2 separate regions of the Homo sapiens genome follow, and region 2 is linked to region 1. A link is an interaction called in ENCODE POLR2A ChIA-PET data of the cell type or tissue named here. Cell type or tissue: Panc1. All regions are shown on one strand. Each heading gives the region's core, and the rest is flanking DNA. Links, peaks and the distances in the headings are about the cores only. Region 1 has its middle 33 kb from the start of ENC1. Region 2 holds the start of LOC105379034 (a long non-coding RNA gene).

Region 1 (7,949 bases), core at 1,005-6,004:
TTGTACACTGTGGTGGGAATGTAAATTTGTATAGCCATTACAGACAACAGTATGGAGTTCCTCAATAAGTTAACAATAAAACTACCATATGAACCAACAATCCCACCACTGGGTGTATATCCAAAGGAAAGGAAATCAGTGTGTGGAAGAGGTATCTGCATTCCCATGTTTATTGCAGCACTAATCACAATAGCCAAGATATGGAATCACCCTAAGTGTCCATCAATGGATGAATGTATTAAAAAATTGTGGTATATATGCACAACAGAATACTATTCAGCCATAAAAAGAATGAAATCCTTTATTTGAGACAACATGCATAAATGTAGAAGACATTAAGTAAAATAAGCCAAGCACAGAAGAGCAAATACCACATGATTTCATTTATGTGGAATCTTAAAAAGTTGATCTCATAGAAGTAGGGAGTAGAGGCTGGGTGCGGTGGCTCACGCATGTAATCCCAGCAATTTGGGAGGCCGAGGCAGGTGGATCACCTGAGGTCAAGAGTTCCAGACCAGTCTGGCGAACATGGTGAAACCCCGTCTCAACTAAAAATACAAAAATTAGCCAGGCATGGTGGCAGGCGCCTGTAATCCCAGCTACTGGGGAGGCTGAGGCAGGAAAATCATTTGAACCCAGGAGGTGGAATTGCAGTGAGACGAGATTGCACCATTGCACTCCAGCCTAGGTGACAGAGATTCTGTCTCAAAAAAAAAAAGTAGAGAGTAGAACAGTGGTTACCAGAGGAAAAAAAGAAGGGAGATGAGGAGAGGTTGGTGAAGAGGTACAAAGTTACAGTTAGATATGAGAAATAAGTTCTGGTGTGATATTGCACAGTAGGGTGACTATAGTAAATAACAATGTATTGCATATTTTCAAAATACCTAGAAGAGAGGATTTTGAATGTTCCCACCAGAAAGAAATAATAAACATTTGAGATAACGGATATGCTAATTACCCTGACTGATTGTCATAACAGTGTATATATGCATCAAAATACCACAATGTACCCCATAAATATGTACAATTATAATGTGTCAATTAAAAACAAAATAGGGCTGGGCACGATGGCTCACACTTGCAATGCCAACAATTTGGGAGGCTGAAGCAGGCGGATCACCTGAGGTCAGAAATTTGAGACCAGTGTGGCCAACATGGTGAGACTCCGTCTCTACTAAAAATACAAAAAAAATGGCCAGGCGTGGTGGCGGGCACTTGTAATCCCAGCTACTCAGGAGGCTGAGGCAGAAGAGTCACTTGAACCAGGGAGGTGGATATTGCAGTGAGCCAAGACAGCACCATTGCATTCCAGCCTAGGCAACAAGAGCAAAACTCCAGCTCAAAAAAAAAAAGAAGAAAGAAAAAAAAAAGAAAACGTTTCAAAAATAAAAAACTAAAAACGATAGTATTTTAATTTGCATTTCTGTGAAATTGACAATTTTCATGTGTTTAATTAGATTGATTTTCTCTTTAATATTCATGTTCCTTTTTATTTTCAATTAGCCCACTGTTATCATTTAAAAAAATTTTTCAGCCAGGCGCAGTGGTTCACGCCTGTAATCCCAGCACTTTGGGAGGCCGAGGAGGGTAAATCACTCGAGGTCAGAAGTTCGAGACCAACCTGGCCAACATAGCAAAACCCCATTTCTATTAAAAATATAAAAATTAGCCAGGAGTGGTGGCGCACGCCTGGATTCCCAGCTATTTGGGAGGCTGAGGCAGGAGAATTACGTGAACCCAGGAGGCAGAGGTTGCAGTGAGCTGAGATCGTGCCATTGCATTCCAACATGGATGACAAGAGCGAAACTCCATCTCAAAAAGAAAAAGAAAAAAAAACTCAGTTTTTGCTTTAAAATATTTTAATATAGAGAACCATTTATGTTAATTCTGACCTGTGACCATCACACAAATAATACAACTTTCATTTGAGATACTTATTTAAATACAACTCATTTTTATCTCAAATTAACTCAACCACTCTAAAACTGACCACAATGTACCCTTTTACTGGACATATAGTCTTTCCTTGCTTATGTTCTTATAGCTTGCCTCTTTTCTTTTCTATATGTATGTTTTTTATGTACAGTCATACACTGCATATTGATGTTTCAGTCAGCAACAGACCGCATATACAATGGTGGTAGTATAAGATTGTAACACTGTATTTTTACTATACCTTTTTTATGTTTAGATACACAAATTGTGTTCCAATTTTGCCTACAGTAACATGCTATACAGGCTTGTAGCCTAGGAGCAATAGGCTATACCATACACCCTAGCTATGTAGTAGGGTATACCATTCAGATTTGCGCAAATACTCTCTATGATGTTTGCACAATGACAAAATCGCTCAGCGACACATTTCTCAGAAAGTATTTCCGTTGTTAAGTGATGCATGACTGTGTATATAAAAGTACATATACAATCATAATACACATGTATATACTTTTGTGTATATACTCCTATTCATACACATGTATATAAAGGAGACATACATGTGTGTGTATATATATGTATGTGTACCTATGTGCACATACATGCATACACAATGTGCAAACAGAGGCAAAAAGAGGAGATAAAATTGAATTTATTCCCTTTGGTTTAGTCACCAGCCCAAGAAAGTATTTGACGAAGTTATAGGTGTCAATTATACATATAGATGTCAAATATTCTTGTCCATAGAAGCATAGAAAATTAAAAACTGAATGTAAAATAAAAATATTAAGTAATGAGAACATTTTATTTAAAAAAAAAAAAAAAAAAAAAGCAGTCATGGGGCCGGGTGTGGTGGCTCACGCCTGTAATCCCAGCCCTTTGGGAGGCTGAGGCGGGTGGATCACCTGAGGTCAGGAGTTCAAGACCAGCCTGACCAACATGGTGAAACCCTGTCTCTACTAAAAATACAAAAAAATTAGCTGGGCATGGTGGCACATGCCTGTAACCCCAGCTACTCGGGAGGCTGAGGCAAGAGAATAGCTTGAACCTGGGAGGCAGAGGTTGCAATGAGCTTAGACGCGCCATTGCACTCCAACCTGGGCAGCAAGGACAAAACTCCATTTCAAAGAAAAAAAAAAAAGAAAAAAAAGCAGACATTTGGGTTTTTTTAAAGTAACTACTTGGAAGGTTGTACATTGATTTCACTGAAAACATTTTCTTAGAGTCCTCATTTGCAATTACCTTCAAAATTAGTTTCTGAGTCTCCTTTACTTTTATTCCAAACGATATTACTCTGGTTGACTATGATTTTTATTCATTTATTTTGATTTAACCTACTTTGGGAGGATTCCAATAGTAAAGTTTCTCTCATGTGAAGTACTAGAGAATTGCCACAATGTATCTGTCCATATTAGTACATATTCCTGAGAATCTAACAGAGGTTGGGAGGAGGTTTTATTTATTTATTTATTTATTTATTTATTTATTGAGACATAGTTTCACTCTTGTTGCCCAGGCTGGAGTGCAATGGCGCTATCTCAGCTTACTGCAACCTCTGCCTCCCTGATTCAAGCAATTCTTCTCCCTCAGCCTCCTGAGTAGCTGGGATTACAGGCATGAGCCATCATGCCAAACTAATTTTGTATTTTTAGTGCAGACGGGGTTTCACCATGTTGGTCAGGCTGATCTTGAACTCCCGACCTCAGGTGATCCACTCACCTCGGCCTCCCAAAGTGCTGGCATTACAGGCATGATCCACCGCGCCCAGCCAATAGGAGGTTTTAGAATACAAATATAAGACATCTGAAGGTGCTGACTTCCAAGGAGTCCAGGTTCATCTGCATATGTTGGTTTCAGTGGGCCTCTCCATCACGTCAGCAAGTGTGCCATGCATAACCTATACCACCAAATGTGATGGCCCTGCTTCTTGAATGTGCACTTGAAAAATCTTTGAAAATCTTGAGTCCTTACTCAGATTTGCTTTTATTTTCCAGAAACTCAGAAAAGTTGTGTAAAATCAAAATTAAACTGAAATTAGTGTAGGAGAGAGAGAGAGAGATCACCTCCACGTCCATCACCCCCACTCTCTCTTAGCTCTCATGTGAGCTCTTTGGCTGTGTCTAGGAACCAAACTGACGTAAGAAAGATGAGCAAGAGAAAAGCATATACATTTTTGTTTTGCGGGGATTTTTTGCTTGTTTGTCTTTGTTTTTAGGGTCTCACTATATTGCCCAGGCTGGTCTCAAACTCCTACAATCTAACAATCCTCCTGTCTTAGCCTCACAAGTAGCTGGGATTACAGGCATGAGCCAGCCACAACCAGCCAAGTTTCATTAGTTTTACATGTACCGGGGGTCTCCACTTTAAGAGTGAAGTCCGAAGAAATGGCCAAAGCAAGATGCTTTTATACTTTTTAGACAAAGAACAATAAATTTGTGAAGAAATGACAGGACAAAGGGGAACTGGCCAGGGACATAAATTCTAGGGGAGTCCCTAGGAGATATATGGCAGAGTATAAAAGCAGTAGATGATAAGGGTTACTTTGGGAAGTTTACTTATTTGGGTCCATTGCAGCCCTAATTCCCAGTCTTCTGGTGATAAGGTCTATTTTCTTGCTCTGGTACAGGAAAGGCCCCCCTCCTGGAGTAATCTTTATGGCTGGCTGCATGCAAGAACAGACAGGTCAGCAAGCCCTTTCTGAAACTATAATTTCTCCAACATTTTCAACTCAAAATAATGAATATAACAATGCAGCATATTTTGGGATGGCATATCCTTCACTACTTTATTAGTAAGACTTCACTATATCAGATTTAACAAGGTTTTGTTAAATGATCTGTGTACCCACAATTTTGAGCACCACATTTTCTGATGAAATATGAATTAGTGAAGTCTACAAAGGTATAATACCACAATTTAGAACATTATCATGTGGCGATCCTTTGAGTATAGAATGGTGTTTATGTCAATATTAATTCTGAAAATTCCTAAGATGCCCATTTTCTGAGGTGAAATCAGCAATGTGATTGATTATTCATTTAAAAAACACTCGGGCATCTCAGCAACCATGAACTAATGTCTTTGGTAGATCAATAATTTTTTCACTCCAATCACAAGAAGAAATCCAGAGCATCAGAAAAGTCATCAGTAAAAACATTAAAAGATATGTGCCAGCTGTTTCTGGCAGAGTGTTGAAGAGGGGATGGAGCAAAACAATAAGAAATGTTTGCCATATGTTGGAAAATGAGGGGTAATGGAAAATATTCATAAACAAAGACTAACACTTGTCTGTATGTTATTCAGGTGCAGAGATAAAGCACATCCATCTTCAGTGACTCTTCTGAATGCAAATGACTCTAAGGCTCAGGCAGTCATTTCCAGAGTCTTGAAATCCCTTATGCAGTCTGAACCATCATTGGTGTCAGTTTTGCCTGCATAAGCACTTTAAGATGAAATCCTAACCTCTGAATTAGCATAAAACATTCTGTATAAAAATCATTCACATTAGAGGCTCTCTGTCAATTTTTGAACTGGCATTGCTATTGTCTTGTATTTTAAATCAGTTTAGAAATCTTTCCCCTTCTCTAATTCGTTTCCTTCGTTCTCAGTCTGACATTCCTCATCATTCCTGTCAGGTGGGTTACATCTGCTGTATTTGCTGGAGCCTACAGAGATTGGGGTGGGGGGAAAGAAAATATGGAATTTGCCCAACTAATGTGGTTCAAATCAAGCTCACGAGAAACCATTTTCCCTGCTTATATTTACACAGGTATGATAGATTTATTTCCCCCAGGAGTCCTCTGTTTTCTCCTGAAATTTGACCATGTGTGACTCATTTGTCTGTATGTTATTCAGCTGCACAGATAAAATACATCCATCTCTTCTAAATGCAAATTCTCAGCAAGAGTAAGCCGAGTAAGCTTTGTCACAGCAAGAAGCAAGAGGGCAGACATAGTGGACAAGAAAAACCCTACCGAGTAAAGGATCTCAAGATGCACACAGCTGTTCCCAAATGTTAGTCAGTGAATGAGGCAGTCATTGATGAATCTGATAGTGAATTTGATAACGTAGTTGGGGCTCAAACACTTGAGAGCTACATCCCCAGGACTTACGGGAGGGCCAGAGAAGCCAGAACTCAAGACTGCAGGAACCCAGGTGTGACTTTGGTGTCCACTATGTGGTCATATGGCCACCGTGTAGCCTCCTTACTCTGGACCACTTTGTTGAAATGGAGACCTATGGAGGTTGCCTAAAAAACTTTGCTTTAAAAATTCTTGAGAAGCAGAGGATTGACTAACTCAATTCTTAAATGAAAAGATATACCCCTGGAGCCATATGGAAATTTGTGGGAGGATTTGATTGTCACACTGATGGGGAGGCACCACTAGCGTTTAGTGGGTGGGGCCAGAGGCAGTAAACACCCTGCAACGTGTGGGATATGGTCCCCATGACAAATTTCCCTAACTTCTGCCCACATTTAAAATGTCCAATCACGGAAGTGAAAAAACACACGATATAATTATCTGAGCCATATATCTAACTCCATTTAACATATACACACAAGGTATTTTTAACAGTTTTAATACACATTGACTTTTTCAAGAACGCAACCATTGTGTGTAAATACTTTGTTTTGTTTGAAATTGACCAGCCTTTCAGTAAATCTCTGAGAACAAGGCATGGGTCTGCATATGTAATGTCACATTTTGTATATCGATACGAATGTACTTACCTTGCCTTTATTTCAAAATGTCAAATATAAAGAAAAAGTGTTGACAATATTCAGTTGAGTATTGTCTTACTTCTGTGAAGCTCAAACTAATTCATTACAAATAGTGGTATCGGACTTAGAACTGTCTTTTAGTTTGGCCATGCCAAAAATATGCACACTTTTATTATAAATTACTTTCCTTTTATTTTTCCTTTTTATTAGTTTGTGCTGGACCCTGCGGGCCCCACTGAGATCCCCACTTCAGGACCTCCCTAGCAGCTGAGAGCACTGATCGTGAGCAGCCAGGGCTTAGGGTCACCACCAACTCCCCACAATTGCTCCTGTCTGAAAAAGGCTGCCTCTTCCAAGGTCCTGCCCCATGACTCCTCCATAGGAGGAGCCCTCATCCACTTACTGGTCACTGGGGGATAATAAGGCCCCAATTAGGCACAATTCTACAAGAGCAATCTGCTCCAGAGCTCCCTGTGGGATCTGCTGGGTCGTGTGGAATTGCATGGCAGCGTGACCCAACTTTTCCCTCTGCCCAAGCCTGCTTCCATCTCCCTCTCACAGGTGTTGATCCCAAGAGTATGTCCCCAAACACCATCTCAAGTTCTTTTTCCTGGGGAACCTGACCTGTGGCACAGTGAAAGCATTATAATTGATTTTGGACATTGGGCATTACATTATATAGCAATTTTAATTTGGGATAGTAAAGGGGGAAAGGAAAAAATATTTGCAATAAATGAGAGGTACCAGATTTCATGGGGTTGAGAACCACTGGACTAGGTGATCTCTTCAGAGTCCCTCTACCTTAAGATCTTCCCCTTTTGTGTAGCAACGCTGCTTTTTCTAGATCCTGAAATTAACCAAGACTCAAAATAATACTTTATGTAACTGTTTTGCACCCACTTGAATAAAATAAGTGGTCCTGTACAGCATCATTGCACATCAGCACTTTTTTTCTAGATTATCCACCCACCATGCGATGTATCCCTGGGGGAGTAATTGCTACATGTGATGCAGCCAGCAAAGCCCAAGGCGTGTGTGCCAGCAGAGCAGTGTGTCTATGCCATAGACTACATTACTCAGGCCTCACAGCAAAGTGGCCGTGGGTATATTTAGCTCTCTCTGAGAGAGAGACACTAGGTATCCAAGAAGATAACAATCTGGCTCAATAACATCAGGCACTTTGCTCTTTGAAAAAAAAATTTTTTTTTTTTTGAGACAGAGTTTCGCTGTTGTTGCCCAGGCGGGAGTGCAGTGGCGCGATCTCGGCTCACTGCAACTTCCGCCTCCCGGA
Region 2 (7,949 bases), core at 1,401-6,400, 660 kb before region 1:
TTTAAGGACAAAACTGCCCACTCCTCATTAAGTTTGCTGCCTGGATACACTTTTCCACAAAGGAAAACTGGCATATCCTGCCTTCCGAGTAGTATGGGTCTCTGTGTGAGAAACCAGGAGATATTTTCATCTTGTTCGGAAATACTTGTATGTATTTTGGTGTCAATAAATATCTTGTACCTCATTATTTTACTTTGTAATTTTAACATTATGTGTAGGACCATAGTAAAACATTCATTTCACACAGACATCTAATCTCACCTCGTGAAAAGTGAAAATAAAGGAAAACTATTAGATTCATCCAAAAATGCAACACCTACTGGGAGTGAGATGTGATAGGAACAGAAAAAAAAAAAAAAAAATCACCCGGATCTCAATAGTTTTTTCTCCCTACTTAAAGTTGTTAAGTTGGATATCTACATTGTGTTTTTACTTAGGCAAGTCCAATCCTAATTTTTTTAAAAGCCCCTTTTGGGGGCAGTCTTTTTCTGACTTTAGCTGGCTATTTTTGTAACAATTACATTAAAAATTCGGTGACTGATCTTTTCACAGAATGGATATAACTTATTAAACTTCTATTCAATCACTTCACCTCTAAGCTGAACTCTTCAATTACAACATGTATCTCCCATTCCTAAAGACATCTAGAAATATCTGTCTTTCCTCTTTCTTCAATAAAGTCTAGTCCAGGATCCTATATCTCTTGAATGAAAAGCATGCAGATATTTCAGTCTAAATCCTTTCTCCAATAACTATAAATATCTTTCCTTTCTTCATGAAATTATATATAGAAATAGTGAAAATATGTTAAGATGTTCAAAATCCTCATGGGGTTCTTTCTTTCTTTAAAAATGTGTGAGCTCTGGATTTTCAAGACCTGCAAAACAGGTCTGCATGCAGTTCCTCTGGGAAAGCCAGAGCATTTTTTAAGTACCTATATTCATAGGTTCCTCTGGGCAATTCTCTTATTTAATATGATGACTTTTCAATGGCATATAACTACATTTCAAAGCTTTCTTGATGATAAGTTCTTCCTTTTCACCATGTCCCCACTATGTAATGAGCTCAGATCCTGCTATGGTCTGAATGTCTTAATGTTTATATCCCCCCCAGGTTTGTATGTTGAAAACCTAATCACCAATGCATTGATTATTAGGTGGACCTTTAGGGGGTGAGTAGAGCATAAGGATGGGGCCCTCATGAATGGGATTAGTGCCCTTATAAAAGCGGCACTAGAGAGCTCTCTTGCCCCTTTGCCATGTGGAGGATGCAGCAAGAGGACACCTTCTATGAACCAGGAAGTTGGCCCTCACCAGACATGGAATCTGCTGGTGCCTTGACCTTGGACTTCCTGGCCTCCAAACTGTGAGAAATAATAAGTTTCTATTGTGTGTAATACACCAAGTTTATGGTCTTTTGTTATAGTAGCCCAAACAGACTAAGGTCTCAAGACAGAGTCACAGAGTGACTCTAGCACAAATTTACTAATCTTAAGAGATGACCACCCTATTTTTCAGGATCATAAATGGGTTTCCCCAAAAGGACCTATTTTTCTCACCAAGTTAAGAGCTTAAAGGAAACACTCATTCCTTTAGAGATCTGTCCTAGAAAGAAAAGCAATATTTTTGCTCTGTCCCTTCCAGGCTGCATGAATTTATTCATCATTTCATTTAGAGTCCAAGCTACTCTGCATTTCATCAGGACTACATAATTCCTGGAATCGTGCAACACTTCCCAGCCCACTCACAGTTGAAGCCCTATTCATTAAGAAAAGGGTAACAGCCCTTGGCACAGAGGACTTGCTGTGTGTGTGAGTTATGTAAGGTGAAGAATGTGAGCATAATTACATCATGGGGTGACAAAGAAGTGGAGAGGAATATGTATTTCTTCCTGTGACCTAGGAATACATGAGCTACTTTCAAACTGAGAACCAACCTGAGATTGTTAATGTCCAACCTCTGTATCTCTCTCATTGAGAGGCAGCAGAGCATAGAAATTGAAAGTATGGATTCTGGATCCACATCTGCCACTAACTCGTTGTGTGTCCTTGGCATGTTACTTCACCTCGCTCTGTTTCCATTTCCTTATTTATAAAACAGGGATGACTACCTTATGGAATCGTTGCAAGAATTAAATTATTAATATATGCAATATGCTTAGAATAGAGCTTGGGATATACTAATCACTTAATATATGCTAGCCATTATTATCATATTATTTTAAAAATCTGTTAATAATTGCTCAGCCTAGTCCCAGTCTTTAGGCAGATTTCTTCCGCATAGCCAGAAAAAGTGAATAGAAAATTCAAGTGTCTGGAGATTGCTAGACGTAAGACTGGGGAAAGTTAGGTAAGTTGAAAGTTAGCTTTCAACTTATTTGCATTTCTAAATCTCCTCTTAACTCATGTATTCAGTAAACATTTATTGACGGTCCGCTAAAGGCCAAGCAATCTGTGTGGGACAAAATAAAGATTAATAAGTATGCAAGCTATTGGAGAAGACTAACACATGAACAGATGATCCTAAAGTAGAGAGGTGCCAATAATTATATAGAGAAGTACAAGTTGCTATAGGAGCTCACAGGAAGAGCACATTGGGGCCTAGTAATACGTGAAATGGAGGGAGTTGTTCTAAAGAAGAAGATGCTTGAGGCTGGAAGGATAAAGAGCAGGAGTAGGGAAAGACATTCTAAGCAAGGAAAATGCTATGGTTTGAATATGTCCTCAAATTTCATTTGTTGGAAACTTAATCCCAGAATTTTTAATTGATTGAAGGTGAGGTCTTTGGGAGGTAATTAGGATTAGATAAGGTCAGAGTGAGGCCCCCATGATGGGATTGGTTACTTTCTAAGAAGAGGAAGAGAGACCTGAGCTGACATGCATGCTCTTGCCCTCTTGCCATATGATACATTCTGCCATGTTATGACAAAGCAAAGAAGGCCCCAGATGCCAACACCATGCTCTTGGACTTCCCAGCCTCTAGAACTGTAAGATTGTAACATTTTGAAATAAATTACCCAGTCTCAGATATTCAGTTATCATAACAGAAAATGGACTAAGACAGAGGGAAACCTGAGCCAAAGTCTGGAGGTTTGAAACAAAAGACATGAGAGACTGTGGCATACGTTTGGAGATACCCAGAATGATTTCCTCCCCTCTAGATTAAGGTGTCCAATGAGAATGTCCATCTATCTCTGCCTCTTTCAAGCACTCTATATAAGAAGTGGGGAAATGTGGAAGTCCACCCCTGCCCTCGTTGGAACTGATCAGGTTCCAGGCTATGGAGCAATAGCGGACTCCTTCCTGGGATGCTATGCTCTTAAAGTGTAACCAAATGCCCTCTCATCCCCTCACCTTTCCACATCCACCTCTTCCATAAAGCAATGTAGGTTCTGGTCAAATGGGGAATTGGATATCTTCCTATTTGATCCCACGCCACAAGAAACTAAGAGTAAAAGGGGTCCTGGGATCACCTGAAGATGCTTATTGGAACAGAGGGGACCAAGAGGATGCCTAAGTGTACCGCTAAGGGGTGGATTGATGACTTGCATGATAACCCACAAGGCAAGATTGTAAGTGGAGAAAAAAAGAGACAGGCTCATGTACCTCTTCTGCTTTATTTTTTACCCAACCCTGATGCTACCCATAGCTCCCTGTTTTAATCTACCACCTAGGGCTGAGTGGAGCATGGAAAAGAAAAAAAGGAGGGGAACACATGGAAGATTCCAGAATTATCTTGATTGACATGCAGAGTTTGCTCTTTTCTTTCCTGACTGCCTCTCATGCACAGATGTCCCTCTACCAATGTGAGACAGGCAGCAAAAAAATATGGAAAAGCCAAACAGACTTGGGCCCTACTTACTGGATCTCCCCCAGGGCCACAGGGTTGCACACCACCAGGGGGCACTATTCATGCTCTGGAGCACACATACGCGTAGATTCCAACGTGAGTGGAAACTTATGGAGTTGTACAATCCTGCAACCTTGCTTCTGAGCTAGGTTTGCTTACCTATGAAATGAGGATAATAATAGCTATGTCCGGATCACCTGAAGTCAGGAGTTCGAGACCAGCCTGGCCAACATGGCGAAACCCCGTCTCTACTAAAAATACAAAAATTAGCCAGGCATGGTGGCAGGTGCCTGTAGTCCCAGCTACTCGAGAGGCTGAGGCAGGAGAATTGCTTGAACCTGGGAGGCGGAGGTTACAGTGGGCCGAGATCGTGTCACTGCACTCCAGCCTGGGGGACAAGAGCGAGACTTCGTCTCAAAATAAATAAATAAATAAATAAATAAAAAATAATAACAATAGCCATGTCTTGCAGGGCTGTTGTGAACTACTTGAAGAAGCCCAGTGCAGTAAACGGCATACAGTCAGCACTCTAAAAATGAGAGCAGTTGTTATATGCTGGGGATAGGGGTAGAAAGAAGGCAGGCTTGGGCATGCTCAAGAATCGAAGTAGCTAGGGCATCGCTACTTTGGTTTTGTCCAGCTCATTTTCCCGTGCTGAGAGATGTCGAAGATCAAAGCCTGTTAGGATGCTGGGCTCAGAGTAAGAGCTTCATGCTACTTATTGGATGAGAGGATGAACAAGAGTCTTTGGAAATCAGAGATCAAAGGGTCGTCAGAACTAGAACTAGAACTCTGATCCATTACATTTCTTTGCCTCTGGCTGGTGAGTTCAAAGCAGTCAGCTCGAGTTGATGATTGAACATCGTTTTGGGTGAAGTAACAAGGGACCATGGTTCAGTGGTTCTGTAGAAGCTTCATGGCTGAGAAACTTCAACATGCCATTATTTGAATCCTAGTTGTCTACTCTTTGAATGGCAGAAAGTCAAAGGTTTTAGATACTACCAGCAGCTATGGGTCTCATAACAATTGCCCAAGGAGAAAGAATGAACTTGGTACGAACACAGGATTATATTTTCTTTGCTAATTTCACTAGATTCTATAGTTACATTAGAGAACTGTTCCTTATTTCTGGAAGAGCCCCAATTTCCACCTTCCCCTTTTTTATGCATAGGTCTGGCAATAAATTTAACTTGGCTCTGTCTCCAGGCAATCCAGGGTTAAACTGTCTCCTAGGGCACACAATTTCAGTCCCTAGGGAAAGTATGAAAAACCTTCTCTTCTTGTTCAGAAGCTCAATTGAGTGTCTCCATTTTATTTCATAAATGAGATCTGATTTGTCTCCTAACATGTATTTTTACTTACTCAAGAGTGTGTCTAAGTTCTTTTCTTTCTCTCCTGAGCTGGTTTTGGGTTGTTTGCCTATTCATAGAAGGAAACAGTGAGGGAGAAAGCAGCTAGAACTCTGATGAATGGTTTACTTCTTGTTAGCAACCCAAGTTAAACATTTAATGATGGAAGCGGGTATGGGCTGAAATGCCATTTGGGGGTAAATGCCTGGCTTCATTTTTTCATGCTCTCTTTACCACTACTCGCCCCAGCCCCTCACACCCTGTATAATGTCTGAGCAGGTTTTCTGCATAGTTGCCAGTGCTTATTTTTACAATCTCTAACATAACAGCTTCAAATATAAACACAAACATAGCCAGCATGAACGACAGCATCTGCATTGGCCACGGAGCTAAAACAGGCTCTTAGAAATGTGCTTGACATTTCCCGTGGCAGCTTCACAGCCTCCTTGGAAAGCCTTGGTCCACCTCTCTGCTGCTGACAAGCTCTGATTTGGGTAAGATGCTGGCAGGTGCCAGCAAAGGACAATAGGCTTTTAATTAAGGTCTGTAGAGCCATAGCTCAGGAAACACACCTCCTGAAGAGTTTTTTTTTTTTTTTTTTTTTTTTTTAAAAACACTTGCGTTTCTTCTTGCTACCCTACGAACAGTAACTGTGTGCTCCATCGAGGCAACTGTGGTCGTTAATCTTCCGTAGCACAGGAATTGCTAGTAACATAAAGGTAGTAATGGGATTATGTTTTCTTTTCTTTTTTTTTTTTGCAATAGCTTAGAAAATTAATGTTAACTTCTGTTCCTAGTTTGGGGCAGTTTTTACTATGATGAAGCTGAATGTGATCATACAACTCCATCTTTCCATCCAAACTCCCTCCATGCAAATTTCTTATTATATCTGACACAGAATTAATGTAAACATTTTTGTAATGGCCATATTTTGAGTCACTCACTTAGAGGAAGGTTTTCTAATGTGGAATCTGAGCCTGTTAAGCATCGTTGCTATGGAGACTATGAGAGTTGGATTAATTAAGGCTTGAACAGATGTGAAGTGTGCAGAATGCACTATTTTCTGTTAGTAATTAAAGAGGGTATGTGTGTACGTGAGAGAGAAAGAAAAATAGAGACAATCCGAGACAAAGCAGTCAGACGTGCTTGGCACCGGACATGTGACATTTTCTTCAGTAGAACTAACTGCTGATAACTCTGCTGACACTACTCTATTTTCTCCTCCACCCATGCCAGACAGAATAATTGCTTGAAATGGCCAAGCAGTCCAACCTTTCTTTCTTTTTTGGTCTGATTTATGATAGGCCCAGGAATATACAAAAACATGTTCTTGGATCAGTGAGTTCAAACGACCCATCTCTCTGAACACTCGAAAGTCAAACTGGACTGTGTAAATGGTTTTTAAGCTGCCTGGCAGGAAGGCCAAGTTTGCAGACTGGAGCTCTATTAGTTGTCCAGCCCCCTGGTAGTATTGTCATCAGCGAATTGATAGCCAAGAGAGACACTGGCTGCGCAACTGCCAAGGAGAAATTGTCATGGGAATGCCTTTAAGACTGGAAAGTGAATGAAACATCAGTCTGGTTTGAGTTTAATTTGGAGAATATTTGTTTCAGTTTGAACTAAATCTTTTGCTTTTTAAAACACTGTATTTCTATTTTCTCTTAAGTAATATAGTAACATGAGGTTTAGGTCTGAATTCAGCAGATTAGGTTCCATTGGAATCCTGCTTAGTGGCCCCAGTGAGTGGTGTCCCCATATAGCCTCCTGGTTGGCAGGAAGTAGTTAATGGCTTAAAAATGTCTAAAGGCTTTTCTGCTGGGTTGGCAGCAGTTTTGCTTGAACTGGTAGCTTTTGAAGCATGATCATTTTTTGTTTGTCTCGCAGCTGTGGAGGTGGGGTTGTCTGAATCAAAAAGCATCACAGAGGTACTTTGTTTCCTGGTGGACTGTGTCCTGGTGGCCCAAATTTGGCCTCTTCCCACCCACAGACTATGCAGGATGAGTTAGAAAGTAATGATGCAATGGGGAATTGCGTGGCCTGGGAGGTCAAGTGTTTGTGTATGTGTGTGTGTGGTGGTGTGTGCAAGAGCACACTCTCAACTAAAGCATGTGTCTCGTCAAACTCCTACACCTCTAAGGAGTCAGGCACATCCACAGACATAAGTTTTCCCAGTCTTGCCATGTCTCTACATGTCACTAATTACAGCCTGATTCTGTGAGGGTTTCAGTCTATGAATGGGGCAGTTTAAAACAAAACAAAACAAACAAACAAACAAAAAACAACTAGGTGAAGGCTGCAGGCAGCACTCTTCCATCTTAGAAATCAGACATCTTTTGGTTGTGCTATTAAGAGCCATAGAGACAGGGAAACAGGGACAAATTGGATCAATGTGAATTTATCACTATCTGGGGAGAAAACTTAAGTCTGCATCTTCATTTCCGCATTGTCCTCTACAACTGCGACCTAAAGTTCACTCACCCTTAAACATGACTGTTAAATCTGTTGTATATTCCATGTTTCTTGTCATTTGAGGATTATGTCCATTTATCTCATCGGAGAAAGCATTTAGTGAGGCTACAGAAAGTAGTATTTGCCATTTGAATCAACTGTGATTGATTTTTACATCTCTGGGTATTAATAAGAAAAGTGACTTATTAAATATAATTCTGTTTGCCTTTTCTTTCTCCCCACCACATATAGATACAGGAGAAAGTATATTCTGGGTACTTTGTGAACTGAAAAGGAAATTGGG

Evidence for each region. ChIA-PET counts read pairs that join two places held together with the same protein. Peaks named below come from ENCODE experiments on the same cell type or tissue, not always from the same donor. Only the 100,000 strongest peaks of a DNase experiment are listed, where the experiment ranks them.
Region 2: POLR2A ChIA-PET joins it to region 1 with 6 read pairs; 2 of 35 experiments call an interaction of 5 or more read pairs at or near these places.

Annotation. Positions count from the first base shown.
Region 1 is chr5:74,603,628-74,611,576 of GRCh38, forward strand. No RefSeq gene overlaps it. Among named protein-coding and RNA genes, the nearest start is that of ENC1, 33 kb to the right of the region's middle. RefSeq lists an enhancer at 7,520-7,949. In Panc1, for the core only: no CTCF peak of the experiment used is centred there; no DNase peak of the experiment used is centred there.
Region 2 is chr5:73,941,807-73,949,755 of GRCh38, forward strand. It overlaps LOC105379034 (a long non-coding RNA gene), which reads left to right and starts at 4,292. Exons shown (of 4, transcript XR_001742745.1): 1 at 4,292-5,691. ARHGEF28 (Rho guanine nucleotide exchange factor 28) reads left to right here. Exons shown (of 36, transcript NM_001177693.2): 36 at 1-184. In Panc1, for the core only: a CTCF peak has its summit at 3,888 (motif pointing right); a DNase peak (open chromatin) is centred at 3,905.